Regions from separate parts of the Homo sapiens genome. Here region 2 is linked to region 1. A link is an interaction called in ENCODE POLR2A ChIA-PET data of the cell type or tissue named here. Cell type or tissue: Caco-2. All regions are shown on one strand. Each heading gives the region's core, and the rest is flanking DNA. Links, peaks and the distances in the headings are about the cores only. Region 1 has its middle 5.7 kb from the start of MYEOV. Region 2 has its middle 32 kb from the start of MIR3164.

Region 1 (4,379 bases), core at 164-4,163:
TGCTCGCCATAGCCTTCCAGAAACTTCTTGGCTCCCCCCACCCCATTCTCCAACCTCACCTCTTTGCATCCCTCCATCCCTCGCCCCTCATAGTCCAGGGATCCTGAACACCTGTGCTTCCCCAAACCTCTCCCGCTTCCAGGCCTCTGCACACGCAGCTCCCTCTGCTTCTCCAGCCCTTCAGAAATGGGCCAGTGACAGAGCTCTGTGCTTCCCACACCGTCGCCTCTTCCGGGGTTCAGAGGATTCAAGGCCCCACTTCCCAGTCTCCTCGAGACCATGGAACTCGATGCCTGTACATCGCGCCCAGCCTGCGGCGGCTGGAACCAAATGTGAGTGCTCTGCATTCCTTCCCACGGCTGGAGGCGGCCCAGATCCTCGAGCCAATGCTGAGGGGACACCCATCAAGGATGGCCTCTGTGACAGCGTGACGAGAGTGGGGATGGGCCTTTGCAGCGTGAAGGTTCTGAGATCTGCGGGCCTGTCTGTTGCCTGAGCACAGCCGAGCTCATCCAGGCTCACTCAACGTCCTGCTCTAGAGAGACCTTTCCCTGGGGAGTTTGCTGGCCCTGCCTGGGTGGCATCAGGTGCCCCCCTGGGCTTCCCCAGCTCTTGGCCTTTGCCACCATGGCCCACTTTGCTAGCATCACCCTCTCAGGGGACAACCTCCTGGCCTGGCTGGTGGAGCCCTGGGGGCGAGCCCCGTGCCCACCCTGCTTGCGCCTCCAGCTCCGGGGCCCTTCTCGAGACTGGCCCTCCTGGGGCTCATGCCCCGCCTGCTGAGCCTGCTGAGAGACTGCCCTCAGCAGGCCCCCTCCCCGATGCCCGCGTGCACATTCTTCCTTCCAGAGGAATGTCCCGGGCCCAGGTTCCCACAGAGGTGCCTGAACTGAGGGGAGTGACTCTCTGGACCCTGGCAGTTGTTCTGCTGCAGAAAAAGCCATTCTTTTGAACTCTGCTGAGTGAGCTCACAAACAGGGCATAACCGAGACGCGGGAATGCCTGGGTCGCCGCGCAGTCACCGGGCAGGGCCGCCCTCCCCTGTGGGTCAGCAAAAACGGTGTCAAGTGAAACCCATTCTAATTAAAGGGAACATTAAGCAGGGGCCTTTTAAACATGGCCATTTCCGAAAGTTCTCTCTTGATACCAATTAATTCCCAGAGGAAGGAGTGGAGGCGAGGGTGGGGGGAGGGAGCTGAAAGCCCTGGGAGAGCCTAGTCCCCCACCTCCAAATGCTCACTCTGCATTTATCTAGAAATCCATCTCAGCAGTCATTTAAAGACCCCAGGAAAACTTCTCCAGGCCCTAGCTCTTCAACCGTTTAATGAACAATGCCCCACGCCACCACCCTCCCCCGACTTCCTGGGAAAAGAGATGAAAACCAGAGGGGCCAAAAACGTTGCTGCGATGTGAACTGGCTGAGAGATGGTACCGGGGAGGATTGGTCAAGAGGTGGCTGGGTCACATAGATGTTCCTCCGACATCGGTGGAGCGACTTTTGTGTGCCAGGTACTGGCACCCACCTGGTCAGCCCACCAGGGTCTGACCCTCCTCTCTGCCCTCTTGGCTGAGATAGCTGGAAAACTGTAGTAACTACCACCATGTGCACCATGTACGTCACTGTGCTTCAGATGATAAATCATGCACCTAACCTTGCTCTGCCTCCATTTCTATGTGTGTGTGATAGACAAAGACAGAGAGAGGATGACAGCTGTCTCATCCTCCCTTTGTGCTAGTTACCACAATTTTCCAACTCTCTTGGCCAAAAGTAGCCAGAGAGCAGAAAGGAGGGTTGGACTCCGGTGGGCTTCACGTAGGCTTCATGATAAGGTGAGGTGTTCATCTAATTCAGAAGAGTGATTCAGACCCCAAACACCCTGAATCCATCAGTTGCCTGAGCATTAAAGTGAGGATTCTGCAATCAATTAGTTATGTCTGCCACGAGAACAGCATGGCACAACCAATACATAGCCTGTGTGCCGGGCCTGAGCAGGTGCTGCTCTAAAATTGAAACTGAAGTGGTGTTTGAGGAAAAATTATGAAAGCAACTGGACAAAGCCATTGAACTTTCTTATCTCAAGGGCCTGGAGTAGCTTGTGACATGTCCTGAGATAAGAACCCACACTATCCCCACCCATTGCCCGGGTCACCCGATGGCCTCAGACACCTGTGAAAGCTAAACCCAGACCTGTGAACCACACCCTCTAGCTTTATGGTGCCGCTCCCAGCCTCCAGCCTCTCCCTTGGGCCCCATGTAGCTGCCGGCTCACTGTCTATAGTGCACTTCAGTTAAGCCATCGTCTGAGTAAGTCTTGGAAGGGACCAAAGTTGGGACACGAATCTTGTCCGGAAGCAAGGTCCAGGGGCTTCTGACCCAGGGAGGTGGGCATGACTCATGCTGAGCAGCCGAAGCTCCCTGACTTGCCGTGTCTGCTCCGGCCTCTGCATCCACCTGTTGCCTCTGCCTGGGCTGCTTCCTCTTGCCTGCGCAGCCTGGAAAGCTTCTGCTAGCTCTGCAGCACTGACAGCAAAGCCCCCCGCCCTCCCTGGCCCAGCTCCTCCGAGCTCCGGCATCGTCTCGGACAGCCCCATGCTTTGCACTGAGAAAGCCCCATGCTTTGCATTGAGATGTTTACTGTGTTGTAAACCACCTGTATGCAAAGAATCTCTCTCCTTTGCTCCATTCCTGGGGCCCATCACAGAACGACTGAGTTTCACCTTTGTGCCCATCCCCTGCCAGCCATTGTCTCTGAGTCTCTCTCCCAGAATGCATGGAAACAGGGATTTGGTTCCTTTTTGTTTCTGACAGTGCTGGCACAGGGCCAGGTGTCCAGTTCACCCTCAGTCCCGACTCACAGAAGCAAGACCCTCTTGGTTTCTAAAATGCACCTTTTACAATTGTTGAAGGAATGCCTTCTTCAACCCCTCTGCAAGGCTCTGGAGGACCTTGGTAGGTGGCTCTACCAGTGTGAATGGACAGGGTCCCTCTCTGCCCCAGGAGCAGCAGGGGCCTCCAGCCAGCCTTCTGTGTTGCTCCTTGCGGGAGAAATTCCTACTTGGGGTGCCAGCCAGCAAGGCAGAGAGGCAGGTACCTATTTCAGTGCTATAGGGCTTGGCCTGGACACCCTCTGTCATGTGTGTGATAATCATAACACAATGTCGAGATCAGCATCTGATCACCACCCAGGGCTTCTTAAACACGTACTCTGTGCCAGGCACTGAGCTACGCACTTTTTAATGAATCACTTAGTTCACTCTCTCACTCACAACTTGCTGGCATCCATCTTGCTTTACTGTTGGGGAACGGGAGGCCCAGAGAGGTGGTGCAAGGCAGTGATTTGAACCAAGGCCTCCCTCTTGCTCTCCACAGCTCATGCTCTCACTGTGGCACCTGCTAATTCTGCAGCACCCAAGCAGGTCTGGGTGGAGAGGCAACCGGCTCCCCTGCCCCCATCCCAGGAGGAACCCAAGCCTCAGGAACCTCCTGAGGAAAGGCCCCACTGGCCATGACCTTCAAAGATCCCCCGGAGACCACCTGCAGGCATACCCGTATTAGTTATCTATCGGCATAACAAATCGCCACCAACTCAATAGCTTACCACAACCCCAGTTGCAAGTTCAAAGTGCTGCAGGTCAGACATCCAGGCACTGCTTTGTGGGTCTTCTGCTCGTGGTCTCACGTGGTGAAAATCAGGGTGTCAGGCAGACTGGGCTCCTTCTGGGGGATCTGGGGAGGAGTCTGCATCCACGCTTATCCGGGTTGTTGGCCGAATGCAGTTGCTTGCAGGTGCAGCTGTAGGATTGACGTCCCTGTTTCCTGCTGACTGTTGGCTGGGGCCACTCTCAGCTCCCTTGGCTGCCCACATTCCTTGCCATGTGGTCCCCTTCATTTTCCAAATCAGCAGTGGTTCTCATCGTCCAATTCCCGACTTCCACTTTGAGGACCAGATGGAGAAAACACCCTACTTGTAAAAGGCTCATGTGATGAGGTCAGGCCCATTAGGTTAGTGTCCCTTTCTCAAAATGAACAAGTCAACAGTGCCATCAAACACAATCCTATCATAGAGTGTTCATCATATTCACAGGGGCAGGGACTATGTAGGGCATGTATACCAGAGGTGTGGGTCTGGGGACCATCATAGAATTCTGCCTCCCACAATTTTAAAAATTAATTCAGCATCAGTTCTTACTTTTCCCAAGAAGATCGCACCATATTGGGCTGGGGTGGGGCATGGAGAGGGCCACTGGCTTCACATAGCCTTGGTTCAGAATCCTGGCTCTGATCTCCAACGGCTTATGGCCTTGAAGAGGCAGCATGACTGTTCTGGGCCTCAGTTTACTCATCTGTAAAATGGAGTGAGGGCCACTGGCAGGGCAGC
Region 2 (4,379 bases), core at 247-4,246, 170 kb before region 1:
AAAAAATTAGCCAGGTGTTATGGGCGCCTATAGTCCCAGCTACTCAGGAGGCTGAGGCAGAAGAATCGCTTGAACTCGGGAGGCGGAGGTTGCAGTGAGCCGAGATCGCGGCACTGCACTCCAGCCTGGGCAACAGAGCGAGACTCCTCCCCACCCCCCCAGCAAAAACAGCAATAAAACAGGGGCTCTCTCTACGTCCTGGACAACCATGGGGTCTGGGTGTCCTCTTCTCCACCTTTCGGCCTCCAGGCCTGGCCAGGACACTGTCCTGTCCTCGTTGTAAGACTTGCATTTTTGACGTTCTCTACCTACAAAAGGTTCGTGCCAAAGTGCAGCTTTTGGTCGGGTTGGGAATCCTCAGGCGGCTTCTTGGACAGGAGGGTTGGGCAGGTCGATGGGGTGGGAGTTGGGGAGCAGCCACACTCATGAATAGATTCTCGTTTTGCACTAATCAGATTTTCTAGCAGAGCTTCCAGAAATGTCGTTCTCTTGCAGAATCAAAGGCAATTGCAAGGCATTAAAAACCAATGTGCCTTCAGTGTGTGGGCTCCCGGTCTCACCCCCAGCTGGTTCATGTTGCCGCCCAGTCCCGTCTCAGACCTCCTTAGGCCGCCTGTTCTCCCTCCCCGCCCTCAGCTCAGTGCCATCTCCCCTCCCGGCAACTCCCTGTTCTAACTCCTCTCATTCTGGGACACGTGGCCTCTGGTGGGCACTTCCAAATGGTCAGTGTTGTCACTCACCCTGGGCTTAGAACTGTCTATGGCTCTTCAGGATTCAATCTAAGAGAAAAGCCCCAACCCCTGGTTTGAGCCTAGAATGCCCAGCGAAGCCCGGCCCCTCCTTTCCCCACACCTTCACTCAGGGCAGCCTCGAGAACGTCCTGCAGCTGCCTGGACATGGCACCGCTGTCTCTCTCTGTGCGTGTCCACTGCTGTTCCCTCTGCTGTCTCTCTCTGTGCGTGTCCACTGCTGTTCCCTCTGCTGTCCCCTCGTCCCCACCTGGCCAACCTGCCCCACCCCGACGCCCCTCTTCAGGAGGCCTCCCCTGTCCCTGTCTCTGGGCTCTAGTGCTGCATTCATCACGTTATTCCCTTTCCATGAGTCTCATTTCCTCCTGGGTCTCCTTCCACCTCCATGCATTCTGGGGCCAGAGGCAGCTCTGAGCACTGTGGCCGAGGGATAGACGGACCAGTATGTGGGGAGGTGGGTGAGGGGTGTGCAGTTTTATAGCTCAGCCCAGAACATAGGCGGTGGAGCCAGATGGACCTGGGCTCGAGCCCAGCCCTCGCAGCTGTGTGATCTGAACAAGTTACCTAACCTTTCTGAGCCCGGTTTTTTCATGTTAGCAAACAGGCTGTGCGACAGCCCTTCTGGAAGGTCAGGGAGGCTGTGGCCCAGCTCTCGCTCGGAAGTGCTCAGTGATGGGTTTGGAATATTGTGGGGACCGAGGGGTAGGGATGTTTTCCCTGACTGCGTGAGGATGACCCTGGTGTGTGGAGCAAAAAGGCAAGCTGGCCCCCGGGCGTAGGGGCTGGGGGTGCCACAGGGAGGTGCTTTTATGCTCATGCCTTCCAGAATGGGAGAGCCCCAGGCCTCACCCAGGAAAGAGAAGGACCTGTGCCAGGTGCCGGCTTCATGTCCAGCTCTGCCACCCTCTTTCGTAGGGATCCAGGGCCCCATTGTTCACATGGGGGTGGCCTCTAGGCTCCTGATGATCTCTTGGGAGCTGCCCTTGGTGATGCCGAGCTGCCTACAGGGGTCCTTCTGGGGCCTGAGGCCAGGTGGTCACTGGGCCCCTGCCCCTCGGCCCCTTTGTGAACCCAGCAAAACCTGCACCTTTGGCGCATGACCTCCAGCTCCTTGGGAACCTATGGCTGCTCTTCCAGAAGTCCCTCTACCTGGCAATGGGCCCTCCACCGAGAACTCCTGGTGCTGAGATGGACGGATCATGATTTCCTTCTGTCTGCACCAGGCTTTGCTTAGGAGAGAAAATGCCAGAAACAAAAAGGCTTTTCTCACTCTCAGCCTTAACATAGGATTTATTATGAATAAATGAAACTCCCTTGCAGGGCAGTTGCTCTGCGACCAGCGTGGCCTAGGAAGGCTCAGCTCCAAGTGATCAGCTCTGTCCTACAGAGACTGAAGCTTGGAGCAGCTGGTGACAGGACCACGGGCACGTAGCCTGGATTGGGAGAAGTTGGGAGTGGCGATCACTAGTGTTTGCGGAGCACTTGCTAGGAGGCCTGAGCCAAGGATGTTATCTTATTGATGTACGTTATCTTATTTAATCAGAGCCTGCCAAACATCCCAGTCTGCCCCAAAGTCCCGGGCGACACCTGTCGCCCTGGCGTCATCATTAATAACCCCCGGAAGGTGAAAACTCTCAGAGTGCCCTTGTGGAGCTGAGAAGGAGCACGGTTTCACTGTGCTTAGTCCTCTGTCGAGCCCTCTGGAATATCCCTATGATGTGGATGAACAAGCTGTGGGTCAGGGGGATGGAGGGACTTGCCCAGGGTCACCAGCTCGGAGGCAGGGTTGGATTCCAGGATTTATAATCTCAGAGGTGGGATTTAAAGCCACGACCCTCTAATCCTTCCCAAGCAACAGAAGGCACGGAGTGTGTTCGCGGTGTCAGGGAGGGTGGTGGGAAGGCAGGGGCGGAGGTCCCTTCGGAGGCCTGACCTTCCCAGGACCCCTCACCAGCGGTCAGCAGCCGGGGTCCCGGGAAGAATTCTGCCGAGAGAGAGCTTTTTCCCCTTCAAGGAATAAAAAGCACACACACACATTCCTCCGAATCAAAGGTGTGTCCAGAGAGAGGGAGGGCAAGGCCCCTTGACCAGCAGCTGCCAGCAGCCTGGGCACATGACAGCCCCTGAAGGCTGCTGGCACCGACTCTGGCCAGGCATTTGCAGTGGACGGCGGTGCCAGGACAGGGAGGGCGGCCTTTCACCAGCTTGGCACCTCTGCCATGTGACGGCCGCCTCCCCTGGGGGAGGGCGGGGCCGCTCCTCTCCCAGCAGGCGGGTGCAGCCCCAGGGGTGCTGCAGGCCACTGCGGGACCTTCAGCGTCCGGCTCCCGGCACTGGCCTCTGTGCCCTGGCCGTTCCTGGGGTGGGGCATGGGTCAGGAACTCGCACTCTCACTCTCGGGAGATAGGAACTCAGTCCCATTCATAACCCCACCGTGTAACCTGGAAGGCACTTTGCAGTTTACAAAGGCCGTCATAGCCAGGGTCCTTGAAGGAGGCGTGTCACCGTCCACTCTCCAGAGAGCAGCCTGCGGCCTGGGAGGTGGGCTTCGCCTCCTCGACGTCACATGTTGGGGGCTGTTTCCTCGTTGACTTCCAGTGCAGGGCTGTGATCTGGAGTCCAGGCCTTGCTGGCCGGGACCCCCAGGACAAGGGTGGCCGTGACATATGTTCTGGCGCCTTCAGTACTAGTGAAAGAAACGAGCCGGCCGTGTCAGCTGGGAGATTTCTTGCGGCTGCCGTAACAAAAGATCACAAACTGGTGGGGGCTGGAAACCACAGAAATGCCTTCTCTCCCAGTGCTGGGGCCGAAGCCCGATATCTAGATGTAGGCAGGGCTGCGCTCCCTCCGACTGCTCCAGGGAGGGACCCCGGCCTCTGTCTGCCCTGGTGCCTCCAGGTGCCCTGTGGCTTGTGGCTGCCCCGCTCCAGTCTCCGCCTTGTTTTCATGTGGCCCCCATCTCTTCTCCCTGTGTCTCTCCTCTGAGCCTTCAGGAGGAGGCTGGTCATTGGATTTTGGGTTCTCCAGGATGATCTCACCTCAAGGTCCTTAATTGCATCTGCAGATGCCTGTTTCCAAATAGGGCCACATTTGGTTAGGACGTGGACACGTCTTTCGAAGCCACCATGCAGGCCGCTACAGGAGGTTTCATGAATTCATCTCAATTTCCAGAGGACCTGGTGTTGCTTGGCCGGCCCCCTCCAGCAGTGACTGGAGGTTGCTGAGTAGCAGAAGCTTTAGGTGGGGCAGGCCCTCACCTGTCTGCCACAGCGAACCCCACCCCTGACCCCCGACCCTGCCTGGGACCCCTGACCTGGTCTTCCCAGTCCATTTCACAGCCAGGTAAACTGAGGTAGCTCAGGGTGAGTTATTGCCAGGCCTGGGCTGCCCAGGGCACCCGGCCCACGGGGCAAACCCCAACACAGCCCTCAGTTTACCAATTCTCGTCACATGGAAGCCACCTGGGGGCTTCCCAGGGTGTTCTGTCTGCCCCCCTGTCCCCAAGGGTACCTTGTGTCAGGTTGGGATGACTCAGAATAATCAAATATGGCCACGTCTTTTGGGATGAGCAGCCATTTATCGTTTATCCTGGGGATCAGAGTTTTTTCCTCTGTAAAGCTGAATAATGTC

What was found. ChIA-PET counts read pairs that join two places held together with the same protein. Peaks named below come from ENCODE experiments on the same cell type or tissue, not always from the same donor. Only the 100,000 strongest peaks of a DNase experiment are listed, where the experiment ranks them.
Region 2: POLR2A ChIA-PET joins it to region 1 with 6 read pairs; 7 of 35 experiments call an interaction of 5 or more read pairs at or near these places.

Annotation. Positions count from the first base shown.
Region 1 is chr11:69,286,220-69,290,598 of GRCh38, forward strand. No RefSeq gene overlaps it. Among named protein-coding and RNA genes, the nearest start is that of MYEOV, 5.7 kb to the right of the region's middle. RefSeq lists an enhancer at 511-2,692. In Caco-2, for the core only: no CTCF peak of the experiment used is centred there; a DNase peak (open chromatin) is centred at 2,172; H3K4me3 peaks cover 535 bases.
Region 2 is chr11:69,112,834-69,117,212 of GRCh38, forward strand. No RefSeq gene overlaps it. Among named protein-coding and RNA genes, the nearest start is that of MIR3164, 32 kb to the left of the region's middle. In Caco-2, for the core only: no CTCF peak of the experiment used is centred there; DNase peaks (open chromatin) are centred at 2,268 and 4,077.